Regions from separate parts of the Homo sapiens genome. Here region 1 is linked to region 2. A link is a loop called in an ENCODE intact Hi-C map of the cell type or tissue named here. Cell type or tissue: heart left ventricle. All regions are shown on one strand. Links, peaks and the distances in the headings refer to the core of each region. The heading gives the core; the rest is flanking DNA. Region 1 overlaps STOM (stomatin). Region 2 has its middle 12 kb from the start of RAB14.

Region 1 (8,337 bases), core at 16-8,015, 140 kb after region 2:
TTGCCACCTATGGAAGATAATCTCTGAGGATCCTTTGGGCTCTGACATTCTACGTAGTATATGTATGGTACATTCTACTATTCAATCTGGTTTGGAAATGAGGCTTTTGCCTAATAACATATTCTAGTTAAAAGCAATTCCTAATTTTCAAAATAAGGAGATGATAGGGCACATTTAATAACATCGTAAACATAATTTAATCTTCTAAACGTAACAGTTTTGAAAGAAAGCACTAGAGGGTTCTGTAGTACTACCAGGTTATCATCACAAAGCAACAATCATCATACCAGGAAAACCTAAACATTTTGGTTAATGCAAAATTCTGAAGTCGCATGTCAAATGAGCTACTATCCTATTTGATGCTGGCTAAGAAATTATAGTGACCAGTTTGTGGCTTAAAGGGCATCCTAAGAAAAGAACAGCGTTCTGTGGTCAGCCAGTGATGACCAGCTACTACTATTTTCTAACAACAAATTGGTTTGCTCCTTGTGTCTTGGGAGATTTGTCAAGTCCACAGCAACTCCTCCTATGAAAACTGCTCTTCTTCTTCAGCCCATTCACAGGCATAGGGCTGTGGAACCATATTATTATGCTATCTTTGCACTTTGACCAAAGTTGGACCAAAAAGACTGTCTCTTCTGTGAATGTGGAATTAGGGCTGGTCTGTGTTCTTTAGTGTTCACCTGGCAGACATCTAAACCTGGGAGCTAGACATTCTCCACCACAAGCTATCTACAGTGAGATGTGGCACAGGAAAGGGAATGACTAGTTCCCTGAACTGCCTTCTGGTTCCAATTTTGGTGAGACTTGCCCCTACTTCCTACCTTTGGGTTTGGTGAGATATCCCTGAAATTTTACACATTATCATCTTTAAAGATACTCTTTTCTAGGTTAGGTTAACAAATATTTCCTCAGTGCCTCCCAGAGGGGCCATGCCACCCATGCAGGGTTAAGACATAGGCAGATGATGATGAAAAGAAGGAAGAAAAAAGGCAGATGTCAAAGTAAGAGAATATAAACAAGAGGAAAAGAGAGAATGAGGAATAGGAAACAGTAAAAGGGAAAAAGAGCCTGAGAAAAGAAACAGAACAAAAAAGAAGCCAAAAATAAGTAAGAGATGGGTGGTATGGATGGAATGATGACCCACTTGCTCCGAAGTTGGAACTGTTAATTTGACCTTAATATGGAATCGGGAGAATAAGTATGGTACACACAGTCATAAAAGAATGAGGTAACTCTACATGTACTGATACGTCCATAGATATTAATATTAAATGAAAAAAGCAGAGCGCAGAACAACATGTGCAGTATAACCCTACTTTTGTAAAACAAACAAGCCAGTAATCCAAAAACCTGGTCAAATAAAATCCAAATACACTCAACTGTTAGGAGTGGTGACCTCTGGGGGAATATGATTTGAAGTTACGGGGAGGGTTTTCACTTCTAACTTTACCACTTCAAGATTATTTCAAGTTTTTACAGCAAGCATGTTTTACGTTTTTTTATAATTATTAATAAAAGAGAAAACTCAGTAAGAAAAACAAGTTTAAAAAAAAAGTTACCTTGGCGCGGGCCTCGCGGGACGCTTCTGCTTCTGCAGCCATAGCTCTCTGGAGCTGCACAGGTAGTTTCACATCCTTAATTTCCACACGCTCCACCTTTATTCCCCAGGCATCAGTGGCATCATCCAGAGTAGACTGTTAGGAAGAGAGAAGGCAAGCTAAATCTCCTCAGCCCAGCCCAGATGCTGACAGAGGCTGTATTCATTGGGATTTGGAGGAGATAAGGTGCTGGGGAGAGTTGTGGAGAGACAGTTACCCCACGGTGGAACGAATGGTGACGCAGGGGCTGGCTCACTGATCCTGATTCTGTTGCTAACAAGCTAATGCAGGGGTTAGCAGCTTCTTCTAAAAGGGCCATATAGTGATTGTTTATTTGTAGTCTCTGTCTCAACTATTTAACCCAGCTGTTGTAGTCAAAAGCAGCCATGGATAATATATAAATAAATGGCTGTGGCTATACTCCAGTCAAACTTTACTTACAAAAACTACAGCCTGTAGGCTACAGTTTGCCAACTCCTGAGCTAATGTGACTCTGTGTAAGTCATATTACTCCTTTGTGCTTCAACTTCCTCCCTTTAGAATGTCAGGAATGAAACCACACATCTATTTCATAGGTTGTTGTGCATATCAAATACAATCATAGATTTTACCCACGATGAAGTCTATACAAATAATAAGAATCCAGAGTTATAGCACTTTATCTTTTTTGAATAAGCTATGCTTAACTGAATATCTGTTACTCAAGAAAGACTGGAAAGCACAACAGTTATAATTCATGGGACTCACACACAGAATAAAGCTTTAGGAATACCTACACTATCTTGCAGAATAGCCTCTGTTCTAAACAAAAAGGTTATTACTGATTCTGGAAAAAAATACACACTGAAGAAAATTTTAAAAAAATGTACGCATGAGTGTTATGAACTCATGAACTGCTAATGTGAAAAATGTCCCCTCCTGCCAAATTTGAAAAATTTTACTATGAAGAAAAAAAAACGGTCACAGACCCCCACAACTTGAATTAATAAAAGGTTCTCAAACAACCATTGACTCTTTGCTTCATTTTTCAGCTTCTGGGGGGTAACAGCATTGACGTACTCCCCACCTGCATGTTGTGTGCAATTTCTTCTCTGTCAGAGAGGATCTGAGAAAGATTCTTGGTGCCCAGAACATTCCTCAGAGTAGTTTGTGCCAAAAGACGGGTTGCTGAGTCAGCGTTGGTGATATTTGCCACAGCCAGGGTTGCATTCTGAACGCGGTAATAGACCACACCATCCACGCTAATTGTCACTGAATCCTTTGTGAGGATCTACAAGATGAAGGAAGCAATTTTACATCTGTCAACGACTTTTTTTTAACATAACTGTAAGGAATGTTATTCTACAGAATATCTTATAACACTAGCTGATTTTCTTTAGTAAGGCATCAGAAAGTTAATTATATCTTTTAAAATTTAATAAAATAAATTATTCAAGTCCATTAATTCATTCAATCATACAAATAATATTGAGATATCACTCAACAGCAGGCACTGTACTAGGTACCAGGGATTAAGGTAGGAAAAAAACTTGGTTCCTCCTTTGAAGGAGGTTAGGGAATCAAAGGAAACTCTTAGGGGCAGCTGTGGGTGGCAGGGGTGATACCTGAATTGAATCTTGAAGAAAGGAATACAATTTTTCTGAGGGTGTTGGGTGGAGTGGAAGAATATTCAAGAGAGAGGCACTAGAGAGTCAAGGTTTGATAAACTACAAGTTCCACAATATTACTGGAACAAAAAGTGCATGGGGAATGTTTTTAAAGGGCAAGGTCAGCATCAAAACATATTTTACAGCATGCTACATAAAAATGCTAAACATGACATATTTTTGTTTTAAGCTAAGAAGTTATCTGAGTGAGAGGCTCCAGGAAAATAGTTACATCCATCACTTAAAACTCACTGGGACTCAGTTTTCTCATTTGTAAAGTAGAGATTAATTATAGTACCTACTTTGCATTCTTGCTAGAATTAATGCGTTAAATACATTCAAGTGCTCAGAAAAGTTCCTGGCACGTAAGAGCTGTCTTATTATTTCATCTTGGATAATGGTGGTAACTTTACTGAATAAAACACTGACTTGATTAACTGTAATAAGTTAATTTAGATAATAATAAACAAGCCAGCTGGGCATGATGGCATACACCTGTAGTTTCAGCCACTCAGGAGGCTGAGGCAGGAAGATTGCTCCAGCCTGGGAATTCCAGCCTCTCTCACTAACAACATCAGGCTGGCACCTTTCTACTGATCATTTAAATGTCCTTCTCTCTGTGAAACTTTCTTGGCTTACTTGGCAGAGTTAAGCACTCTTCCCTTGCACATCCACTGCACCTTACTGTAGTGACATTATTTATTCACATTTCTACTTCTCTCTTAGACTATGAATTTCTTCAGGGCAATTCTTTGTAACTCTAACACTGGCAGAGTGCTTGAAACATAGCGGGTAGTCAATAAATGAGAGAGGAGCTGAACTGAAATGTGGTCCTGAGAACAGTGACCGATGAGGAACACAGCAGTGAGAGTTAGGAGACCTGAACTGAGTCCCATCTCTGCCTTCAGGTCCCTGGATGGCCTCTAGCAAGGTTTTTAACCCATTTGACCAACAGATTCCTCATTTGTGAGATGGCGCTAATAATACTGCCTAATTCTATCCAAATTTCTGTGAAGATCAAATAAGAACATACTTGTGAATGAAGCCCTTTTGAAAGAGTAAACAGCTATGAAAATGGAAGGTAATAATAACAATGTTGTAACATGGCTGTTTAGCCCTGCCAGACATCAAAGCAGTGATCCTTTTTTAGTAATCTCAAAATACTTCTAACATGGAAGAGAAGTGGAGGATTTATAAATAAATGTACAGTGTATTACCATCTTGTATGAAAACTAATTATTTCCCATGACATGATGGGAAAATGTGTGTCATTCCCAAATTCTTGCCACTTTGACTTTGCCACAGCTTCTTTCTAAAGCTACAGCTTCTCTGCCTACTGTTTATCATCGGCAAGGGTTTATCTCCCTTCACAGAAACTTCACAGGGGATCAGAAAAAGGATTGCTGCCAAGTTCCAATCTGCTTTGCATTCAGCAGCTTGCAGAATAGGAGAGGGCCACTGGAAAGCAGAAGCTTAAACAGCAACTCTGCCAGATGTCTGTAATGTTTATAGTGGAAAATGCCAGAATGTCCAGCTACCCTGAAGGGCTCCTTCTGAGACTCAATCTTCCTTAGACGATGGGAAAACACACAGAGAATACAGTGATACTCTCAGTCTTGTTCTTATGAGTAAAATGTGGGCAAAATGATTCCTGGCATCACTAACTTTGGGTGGATTATAAAGTCTGACCCCACCCACTTCTTGGATCAGTACCAACAAGGAAGTTCCTAAGCTGGTTTCTGGTATTTGTGACATGAGAAGGCAACATGGCCAGGCTCCATCACCATGCTGAGTATCTGGCCTTTGGCCAGGAAACACTGACAGCATTCTTCTGTCCTTCCCCCTTCATGATGTTTTCAGGTTTTCTGTATGCAACGGTTATTAAGTCTCCTAAGGACATGGTTCCCAGGATGGCCATCACTTTTTCGGGGGCTATGAGGGAGCTCATGTACAATGCATTTAGCATGGAGCTGTGGAAAAAACAGCACTATACAAAGAATCCGAAGAGCTCAATTTTAGTCTTGGCTCTGCCACTGTAATCTGGAGGAATTCCTTTGTTTCACTGCAACTATATACTTTCTAGGGATTCTGCCATGAGTTTCATCTATGATAATACTTGTGAAGTAGTTTGAAAAGGCACAAAATAATCACTAGTATAAAATATTATGTTTTATCTAAAATGCCCAACAAGCAGTTTCTAATTCTTTGGTTTCTAACCAATTTATCTAGAATAAAACCTTAAGAAAAAAAATAATGAACTAATAGGGTTTTCTATCAGAAACCCATAGAAGAGAAATGTGGTAGTAAAAATGTTGATAGTAATAACAATGATGATATTATTATACTTACATTAGCATTACACTATGTTTTGTAATAATCATTCCTCGGTATCTGTGGGAGATTGATTCTAGGACCCTCAGAGGATACCAAAATCCAAGGATGCTCAAGTCTCTTATATACAGTGGCACAATATTTGCATATAACTTATGCACATCCTCCTTTATACATTAAATCCTTTCTGAAGTACTTATAATACTTAACACAATGTAAATACTACATAAATAGTTGCTATACTACACCGTTTTTAAAAATTTGTATTATTGTATCATTGTCAATTGCTTTTTTCCCTAAATATTTTTGATCCATGGAGCCAACCGTATAATCTATGTACATTTTCCTGTACACTTTAAATCATCTCTAGATTACTTCTATTATCCAATACAATACCTACACATCACTTTATTCATGTGGATTCAATGCCATGCTTGATGCATGGCAAATTCAAGTTTTGCTTTTTGGAACTTTGTGGAGTTTTTTCCTAATATTTTCAGTCTGCGGTTGGCTGAATCCCTGTATGCAAAACCCATGCATGCAAAGGGCCAACTGTAATAGTAACAGTAAGAACTTATATAGCACTTACTATTTGTCAGCCATTGCTCTAAGCACTTGGCACATATATCTCACTTCTCAGAACCACCTTATACAGTAGTTCTTACTATTACAAATGTCTATTTTCTGGATGAGGAAACTGAGGCACAGAAAAGTTAAAGAACTTGCTTAAGGTCACTGAGCTAGAAATGCTGAAGGCAGTCAAGGTCTAAAGCCTGTGCTCTGGCAGGGAACGGTGGCTCATGCCTGTAATCCCAGCACTTTAGGAGGCCAGAACGGATCACCTGAGGTCAGGAGTTCGAGACCAGCCTGGCCAACATGGCAAAATCCCGTGTCTACTAAAAATACAAAAAAATTAGCCGGGCGTGGTGGCGCACATCTATAGTCTCAGCTACTCGGGAGGCTGAGGCACGAGAATCACTTGAACCCAGGCGGCGGAGGTTGCAGTGAGCTGAGATCACACTACTGCACTTCAGCCTGGGTGACAGAGCAAGATTCCAATTAAAACAAACAAACAAACAAACAAAAATTTAAAATAAATAAATAAATAAAGCCTACACTCTAACTATTCTGTCCCTCATTGTAAAGCACTTTCACATATGATACCTCAGTTATTCAAAGAAAACCTTACCTCCTGAGGAGGAATATCAAATGAAATAGTTCTCATGTCCACTTTGATGAAGCTGTCAGTGCATGGCAGAATAAAAAACAAACCTGCAACAAAGATACACACATTATACAGACACCAGCAACCTAATCAGTTCACTTCTCCATTCAGTTTTAAGAAAATCAACCTAGTGAACTGAAAAGTCACCAGTTCATCTTCGTGAATGAGCCAGAAGCCAGGAATGATAACTTTGATTCCTCTTGCTTACTTCCCACATTTGACTGTCTCCACTAAGGTCTGTGGAGTTCATTTCCTTAATCTACTGTTGCTATCACTCTTCTCCCCACCGCCCCACTGGGACCAATGCAATCGTTTCCCAGGCCATCTTTCTATTTTTTGTAGTTTCTCTCCTATAATCTATTTCCTAAGCTGCAAGCCGAGCAATCCCCCCTAAAATACAAACCCTCCCCCACGCATGGTCCTGCATAACCCGCCTTTGTTCCCCTCTTCAGCCACTTCCTCTCTCTTCACACCCTGCACTCTTGCTGGACTGATCTACTTGCAGTTTCTTGAATCTGCAATACTCTCCTCTTTGTTGCTTTGTGTATGTTGCTATTTCCGCCGCAAACACCTCCTGTTGGTTAACACCTTTTCAGACCTCAAGACTCAGTCAAGATGTAACTTCCAGAAAGCCTTGACTCAGCCTACGACTAGTTCAGATCAGTAACACTTCTCTGGTTTTCTCTTTTCTCACAGCTCTCTGTGAGTACTTGATCATAATACTTATCACATAGGATTGTAGCTATCTGTTTCCTTGTTGGTTCCTACCACTAGATAGGAAGATCCTTGAGGGTAGGGACTGTGTTTTAGTCTCCCTTGAATTCCCAGAACCTGGAACACAGTAGGAGCTTAATTGAAGTTTGCCAAATGAATGACTGAAAGTCTTTCTTTGGTAGAGATTCTCATGCTCAAACTTGTATAGCTGTACTGTTCTTGGCCTAGGTGGTAATCTTATCAGCTCAAATGGGAAGGGGAGGGGAAGGGTAGGAAGGAAAGGGTAACAAAAGATTGGCTAGAACCACTGCTATTGTTATACAACTCCTGCTACATGAACTCTTATCTAAGACAGAGTAGAAGAGGCCCTCATAAGGGAAATCACGTCAATAAAAAAATTTTAGACTGGGCACGGTGGCTCACGTCTGTAATCCTAGTGCTTTGGGAAGCTGGGGTGGGATGATTGCTTGAGGTCAGGAGTTCAAGGCTGCAGTGAGACATGAGCATGCCACTGTACTCCAGCCTGGGCGACGGAATGAAACCCTGTCTTTAAAAAAACAACTACCTAAAAATAAAAAAAATAAAAAGAACTTTAGTTTTCAGATAAACAATCTAGAATCCCAGTACTGACCAGGTCCTTTGGCTCCTCCTTGTAAAATGCGACCCAATCTAAAGATGATGGCTCTTTCATACTCTTTTATAATCTAGAATAAAAACATGAATAATAATTTAACATGAAGAGTACAAATATATACATGCATGGCTTCTTAAATATATATTTCTGCTCTAAACAGATTAGATGCCTCATCTTTTTTCTTTA
Region 2 (8,337 bases), core at 247-8,246:
GGAATTAGCAGCGGGGGGTGGGGAGGGGGGAAGAAATACCAGTGGAAGCAAGCATAATAGTGCCTACAAATACATGAGGGACCCAAACTGACAAGTCAGAAATCATCCAACACTGTAATTGGATTTCAGTCCCAGCCTTGCTTCTTAGTAGCTGTGTGGCTTTGGAAAGTTCCTTAAGGTCTCTAATTCTTCATTTCCTTGTCTCAAAAATCAGGAAACAGCAGCATTTAATACCTATGTGAATTATTAAGAGAAAATGAAGCAGAGCATGAGAAGCTCTTAGCATAGTGCCTGGTAGGGAATAAACACTCAGGAAACAGAAGCTGCTAGAATTATTTCCAAGAGCCAATACATAGCTCCTGAAAGCAGTTTCCCCAAGTAAGTTAGGAAAGAAGAAAACCTTTATCTGCTATCATAGAATTCAACAGAAATCAGAAAGTTTTCTTTAGAGTAATACAAATAATTGGAGAGAAGAGATGAAGAATGAGAAACAGGCCTCTCTGCATAGTATCTGGAACAATTTGGGCTAGGCCTTCACTTTCTCATATTCTTTGTGCCATGAACACACATACACGCACGCATACATGCACAATAGACCAGTCAAGATTCATCTAGAGGTGATATAATAAATCCCTACTCTCAGGAAAGGATATTGCCTTTATAGATATATTAGTTAGGAGAGGCTAGGTTTTACTGTGTAAGAAATGACTCCAAAATCTCAGCGGATTTAAACCTTATCACAAAGGTGTGCTTCTTGCCCACTCTCTATGTCCATAATGTGTCAACTACTTCCCTGTTCCACACCATCTTCACTTTAGGACTCAGGCTGACGGAGCACGCTGCCTGTCTGTGTCTCTCCGTTTCTCTCTCTGGAACGTTGTCAGATGTCACGGCGGAGGGAAAAGAGACCTGGTGAGTGACGTGCTAAGTCTTCAAGCTTCTGCTCCAAAGTAGCACACATCACTTATGCTCAAATTTTCTTAGCCAGAGCAAGTCTTATAGCCTCATATTGATAGAGTTGGGGTGCATAATTCTCCTTTGGGGAGGTGAATATAGCTGAATGTAACCCAGTCTACCACAGTGGACTCCCCAAGAGCCAGAGAGACAGCCACTGAGAGCTGCTAATATCTGGCTGATCTGGGGCCTTCTCTTTGCCTCAGTTTATCCTCTGTGAAATGGAGATACCAGCACCCGTCCTGTGAACCTTACAGAGAAGGGCTAGGAATGCACGTGGGATCACCGACATGCATGTGGTTTGGCAACTGTAAACTACCACACTTGCATGAGAGGGTTTCAATACCAGTATGAGTGCATTGGAAGGGATAAGAACACATTATAAAACATTTCACCCCTTCTCTGCCCACAGGAATGACTTGCCGAATTTTTAGCCCATAACCAGGCACTGTGTAAACCGCTTTACCTCATTCAGTCTTTGCAATTATACCACAAGGTAAGTAATGTTATTAACTCCACTCACAGATGTGGAAACAACTGAGTGTCCATTGAGGAATGAATGGATGACAAAATGTGATACATGCCACATTTGGGGATATTGTTGATAATAATGGGATGTTATTCAGCCTGAAAAAGGAAGGAAATTCTGACACATGCGACAACAAGGATGAACCATTATGCTAAGTGAATTTAGCCCGTCACAAAGAGACAAATAGTATAGGATTCCACTTATATGAAGTACATAGAATAGTCAAATACAGAGACACAGAAAATTGGAAGGTGGTTCCCCTGGGGGTAGAGGAATGGGGAGGTATTATTTAATGAGTACAGTTTCAGTTTGGGATGATGAAAAAGTTCTGAAGATGGATAGTGGTGGCGGTTATACAACAATGTGAATGTACTTAGTGCTATTAAATAGTACACTTAAAAGTGGCTAAAATGGTAAATTTTATATTATCTATATTTTACCACATAAAAAAGCATATGACAGCAAAAACAAACAAACAAACAAAGCTGAAAAAACCCACAAGTCTTAAAATGCCTTGAAACTTTGAGCAATTTGGCTCACACAACAGATCCTTTAGCCACTATGTAAGTAGGTGATGGCATTTTAGTAGCTGATACTGCTTATAAATACTTCCAGGTGTAAAAGTTGCTATTAATAATTAATTGGGGATCTGGCTGGGATAGGGGTAAGGTGGATAAAGCACTGAACTGGGAATGAGAGCTTGAGGTTAGGACTTAGCTGAAACCAGCGGTGTGACCTTGGCTGGGTAGCTTCCCCTCTCTGGGCCTCAATTTTCCTATCTGGAATGTAGAGAGGTTAGTTGATCTTTTCAGTTCAATTTTATTTTTCAGACCAAAGGACCACAGTCTTGCAGGGCAGTTCAAGTAGATGGGGCTCTATCTCCTCTTCCGTTCTCTCCCAATAACCACCTCCCCACCAAAAGAAAAAACCCATAGCAAAAAAATATATTTTTTGAAGGGCTTTATGAATTGGACTTCTGTTCAAAAACTTTAAAAACAGCTGGATAAGGGAATCTCTGAGGGCTCTGATACTCTGTATTTGCTTACTGGTGAAGCTGTGAGATTAAGGAGAGGCCGCTGGGTTAACCATGCATTCATTCATCAATGACTAATGATTGAGCTCAAACCTGGGCTCCTGTCTCCTCCTGTCCACTGAAGCCCTTCAGTGACCACCTTCCCGTTTTTCTGTAGAGTCCCTTATATGGGCCGATGGGGAAGAGACTATGGATGCCTTTTAACTGAGCCCTCATAATGCGATAAAAAAACATAACAAAACAGATATCCCAGCAGCTATACAAGCAAGCGTTTTCAGAGCTCACACTGGAAACCAGACTCTCTAATCCTTATCAGTTGTTTCTCCAAGATTTAAATTCCAACTCTGCAGTTTATTAGCTCTGAGACTTGGGCAAGCATCTTAATCTCTCTGGGCCTCAGTTTCCTCATCTGTAAAATAGGTATGGTGGTCCCTAGTTTATTGGATTGTCGTGAAGGTTATAAATGTGTGTAAAATCCCACTTCACCGTAGCCCTCTATCATTTCCCACCCTCTTCTCTCCCTGCCAGGGAGTCAGTGCCCTCCTGGAGGAGGCTTACAATACAGCCTTCAAGGTTGACTCTGGGCATTGCTTCAGTACAGATTAGAAATTATTTTAGAATCCCCAGAGCATGGTATCTGCGACAAATTAAGCTAGACATAATTTTAAAGCATTTTTTATGTTTGAAAGTCTTTTGGTCTCACTCCTTGGCCTTTTTTTTTTTTTTCTGAGATGGAGTCTTGCTCTGTTGCCCAGGATGGAGTGCAGTGGTGTGATCTCTACTCACTGCAACCTCCTACTCCCTGATTCAAGCAATTCTCCTGCCTCAGACTCCCGAGCAGCTGGGACTACAGGTGCGCACCACCACGCCTGGCTAATTTTTGTATATTTTTTTTAGTAGAGTAGGGGTTTCGCCATGTTGGCCAGGCTGGTCTCAAACTTCTGACCTCAAGTAATCCACCCACCTCGGCCTCCCAAAGTGCTGGGATCACAGGCATGAGCCACTGCACCTGGCTCTTGCTCTTGACAAAGATCTTTTTCCCGTCCAGAGATTGGAGGGAAAGCTAAGGAGAAAAGGCAGCGTGAAGGAAGGAGAATTTCTTCCTGCCCATATATTTATTTTGAATTTTACAGGTTTAATGTCTGCCTTTCCTCACCCTGAGCTGAGTGGGAAAGGTACCATTTCTGGTGGGTTCACTGCTCGATACCCGGCCTAAGTATCTACAAGTTATAAAATCAGAAACAAAATATAATTAGTCTCATCAATAAATAAACCCAGGGCAGCTGGGCTTCACGGAGGAGTGACAAATGGCTCCAAGCAGTCTACATTTTAGGACAATAGCTGGGGTCACTGGCTTCCAAAAACTATGGGGAAAACCACTTCCGGCTTCCTGTATCCCTTCGTCTATTCTGGTATCAAAACGACAAATCCAGAGGAGCCGAATCAGGCGTGCTCCACCAGAGGGCGCAGCAGGCCCATGCCAGGCCCTCTTGACTGCCAGAACTCCCAGCCTGTGGCTACTGCTCCCATTTGTGTTGCTCAGGCACACCTGGTTTGGCAGCATTGTTTCCTCAGTCTCTTTGTTAGTTCCTCTGTTTTTCCAAGCCAGAAGAAAGTGAAGAAGTTTGCAGTCAGGTGGGCTTGGATTAAAATCCTGACTCTGCCGTCAGCTGAGATCTTGGCAAATTAGCATTGTGAGCTGTTGTATTAATATTAATTGGTGACTTCTTCCCAAGGCTGGGGAATCACAAAATCATAGACTCTTGGCACAAGAAGGGGCCTTTGAGATCAGCCCTTAGAGCCCCCACATGTCATGGATGGGGACACTGAGGCTCAGGCTAGACCAGAGCCCAAGTCTCTCAGCACATGGGCTGGGGTCCTCTCAGCTACACCCAGCTGCCTTCTTTCCAAAATCCATAAAACGATAAAGAGCATTCATCAATGAATGAATGAATGAAAAGATTAAAAGCCCTTTCAACCGACGAGCTCGTACCTTCTTTTAGAGCAAGGACTTTAGATCCAGACAAAAGCACAGACTGCTGTATCCCTCATCCAGCTTCAGCAATTACTTGACCTGTTCAGTCTCAGTCTCCTTATCTGAATGGTGCAGGGCATACTATGGGGATCATAAAAGCACCTACCTCACAGGGTTTCGTGAAGATTCAACGAGTGCATGCCTAAAATGCCAGCTCAGGCACCTAGAAGGCATTGAGAAAATGCTAGTTCTTTTTTTCTCCCTTCTCTCCTCCTCCTTTCTTTCCTTCCTTCCTTCCTTCCTTCCTCTTCTTCTTTCTTCCTTCTTTCTCCTTCCTTCTCTCTCTTTCCTTCTTTTTCTCTCTTTCTCTCCTCCTCCTTCTTCCTCTTCCTCTTCTTCTTCCTCTTCTTCCTTTTCTTCTTCTTCCATAAGCCAGAAACCAAAGGGTAGATGTTAGTTCTACATTTTAAAATCTAGGTTCCATAATCTTTCTGAGTCTCAGTGTTCTTGTCTATAAAGTGGAGAATTTTCAAAGCATTGTGGGAGGATTACATGGCACAACATATATAATAAAACCCACAAAACAAGGCCTGGTTCATGGTAGTGTACAAAATATATTAATAATAAATACTAGTTTATCCTCTTTCATGAAGTAAGGAATGACTGTTTCTAAGAACAAAGAGGGATAAGCCTGCATTCCTACCAATTCCAAAGACTTAGCAGATAGCATTCCCAGGAACACATCATTTCTCCTGAGTTATCCTATGTCATATTCCTACGGAGCTCTTGTCCAAGGTCTCACGAGCTAACCCAGTTTGAGACCCCAGGAGCTACTGCATTAGTTAAGTTCTTATCTTTTCTCTTCTGGACCTCTGTTGTAGCATCTATGCCTTAGATGGATGAGCGATGCCATCTGGCTGGAGATGTACCTCCTGGAAGTACCTTACTGGGCTGCAGCCACTGGTTAGGTCGGAATATAGGCTCCTTGTTGTATGAGCTTCCTAGGGCTGCTATAATAAAAGTACCATGAACTGGGTGGCTTGCAATAACAAAAATGTGTTCTCTCACAGTTCTGGAGGCTGGAAGTCCAAAATCAAGGTGTCAGCACAGCTGTGCTCCCTCTGAGACTGAGTAAATCCTTCCTTGCCCTTGCCCAACTTCTGGTGGTAGCCGGCAATCCTTGTTGTTCTTGGATTCTGGCTGCATCACTCCAGGCTGTACCTGTCATTGTCATATGGCTGTCTTCTCCCTGTGTTTGTATCTCTTCTCCTCTTCTTCTAAGGGCACCAGTCATATTGAATTAAGGACCCCCCCCCCCACACTCATATATGACCCATCTTAATTTCCATCTAAGTTGCATTTGCAAAGACCTCATTTCCAAAAAAGATCAGATTCAAAGGTACCAGGGGTTAGAATTTCAACATATCATTTTTTTTTCTTTTTGTGGGGCGACACAATTCAACCCGTAACATTGGTTAAAAGATCTCTAAAACACCTGAAAATTGGCCGGATTGGTGGCTCACACTTATAATCCCAGCACTTTGGGAGGCCGAGGTGGGTGGATCACCTGAGGTCAGGAGTTCGAGACCAGCCTGGCCAACATGGTAAAACCCCATCTCTACTAAAAATACCAAAATTAGCCAGGTGTGGCGGCGAGTGCCTATAATCCCAGCTACTTGAGAGGCTGAGGCAGAAGAATTGCTTGAACTCAGGAGGCAGAGGTTGCAGTGAGCCAAGATCGCGCCACTGCACTCCAGCCTGAGTGACAGAGTAAGACTCTGTTTCAAAAAAAAAAAAACCTGAAGATTTTAAGAGCTCTCCAATTTACTAATATTTATAATGTACATGTAAATCAACCAATAGAATTAACATGGTTATGTTAATTTATTGGAAAATTAATTATAATGTTTATGATTAGAAATTATATTACAAGCCATATATTTCAAGTATCATATAAATTATAATTATACCTATAATTGTTTGTAATTTATTAACTGTTAGAATAGTTAATTAATTTTGAAAAAAATAGCTGGGTGAGTGAAACAAAACATTTCTGTGGACTGAAAGGCTCTTAGGCCATCACTTTTCTTATTTATTTATTTATTTATTATTTTTTTCAGCTCACTGTAGCCTCTGCCTCCCGGGTTCTAACGATTCTCCTGCTTAAGCCTCCCAAGTAGCTGGGCTTGCCAGCAGGCCTGGCTAATTTTTGTATTTTTAGTAGAGACGGGTTTTTGCCATGTTGGCCAGACTGGTCTCAAACTCCTGACTTCAGGTGATCCACCTGCCTCAGCCTCCCAAAGTTCTGGAATTACAGACGTGAGCCACTGCACCCGGCCCATCACTTTTCAACTCCTGCCTCATGGACCATCAGAGTGATCATTCTACAAAGCAAATCCAACTATGTCACTCCCATGCTTAGTAACCCTCCATGATGGCCAACAGCTATCAAGAACAGCTGACAAATGAAACTGCCAACAACTACCTCCAGCTACGTCTCCACCACTTCCTGAAGCCTGTACTCAGGGAAAACATTGCTGCTTTAATCTGACACAGGACAGACATTCACTGGCCAAGACTTTGCTTGCTATATTTCCCCCAGAAACAGTCCCTAACTCTCCTACCTGCCTGCTTTTCTCTGTTTCTTATCCTTCATGGCCCAGCTCAAAAGCCACTTCCTCTGTGATGCCTGCCAGGCCTTGTAATATCCTCCTACCCCCAGGTTCCGTAGTACCTTGCTTCTGTATTTTGCAGGACTTCTCCCTGTTTTCTTGGTATTATAGTGAGATTATTCTATTACCCACTTCTCCCACTAGGCTAGGAGTTCCTGGAAGACAGGAATTTTACCTTGGTCATTGTATTAGTTTGCTAGGACTGCCGTAACAAATAGTACAGGCTCAGTGGCTTAAACAACAGAAAATTATTTTATTCTGGAGGCTACAAGTCCAAGATCAAGATGTCCAAGCGTTGCATTCTTCTGAGGGTTGGTTTCTTCCTTGGCTTGTGGATGACTGTCTTCTTCCTGTGTCTTCACATGGTCTTCCCTCTGTTTGTGTCTGCATCCTAATTTCCTCTTCTTTTTTTAGTTCTGGGTTTTGTCTTCCACTTTATTTAGATTTTTAAAGTATTTTTCTAACTTAAGGAGATTTCTTTTTTAAAATTCAACTTTGGCTGGGCACATTGGCTCACGCCTATAATCCCAGCACTTTGTGAGGCCAAGGCGGGTGGATCACAAGGTCAGGGTGGATCACGAGACCAGCCTGGCCAACATGGTGAAACCCTGTTTCTACTAAAAATACAAAAAAAAATTAGCTGGGTGTGGTGGTGGGCACCTGTAATCCCAGCTACTCAGGAGGCTGAGGCAGGAGAATCATTTGAACCTGGGAGGCGGAGATTGCAGTGAGCCAAGATCGCACCATTGCACTCCAGCCTGGGCAACAGGGCAAAACTCCGTCTCAAAAAAAAAAAAAATAACTTTTATTTTAAGTTCAGGAGTACCTGTGCAGATTTGTTACAGAAGCAAACTTCTGTCCTGGGGGTTTGTTGTACAGATTATTTTGTCACCCAGGTATTAAGCCTAGTACCCATTAGTTCTTTTTCCTGAGCCACTCCCTCCTCCCAACCTAAACCCTCCAATAGGCCCCTAATCTCCTTTTCTTATAAAGATACCATTCATATTGGATTAGGGCCCACCCTAGTGACCTCATTTTAATTTAATTACCTCATTAAAGACCCTGTCTCTAAATACAGTCACATTCTGAGGTACTGGGGGTTAGGACTTCAATTCAATTGGGATGTGGCTGAGTGGCACAATTCAGCCCACAACAGCCATTTCTTTAAATTTTT

The links. A loop is a pair of places that touch in the nucleus more often than their neighbours do. Peaks named below come from ENCODE experiments on the same cell type or tissue, not always from the same donor. Only the 100,000 strongest peaks of a DNase experiment are listed, where the experiment ranks them.
Region 1: a loop joins it to region 2, with 18 times the contacts of the local background. A loop is called at or near these places in 2 of 110 quality-filtered maps.

The regions. Positions count from the first base shown.
Region 1 is chr9:121,346,453-121,354,789 of GRCh38, forward strand. It overlaps STOM (stomatin), which reads right to left. Exons shown (of 7, transcript NM_004099.6): 3 at 8,149-8,221; 4 at 6,768-6,850; 5 at 2,668-2,871; 6 at 1,563-1,697. Among named protein-coding and RNA genes, the nearest start is that of STOM, 20 kb to the right of the region's middle. RefSeq lists an enhancer at 7,551-7,770. In heart left ventricle, for the core only: no CTCF peak of the experiment used is centred there; no DNase peak of the experiment used is centred there; H3K4me3 peaks cover 568 bases; H3K27ac peaks cover 5,210 bases.
Region 2 is chr9:121,209,418-121,217,754 of GRCh38, forward strand. It overlaps a transcript of GSN not described here. Among named protein-coding and RNA genes, the nearest start is that of RAB14, 12 kb to the left of the region's middle. In heart left ventricle, for the core only: CTCF peaks have their summits at 3,974 (motif pointing right) and 4,186; a DNase peak (open chromatin) is centred at 3,984; H3K4me3 peaks cover 315 bases; H3K27ac peaks cover 666 bases.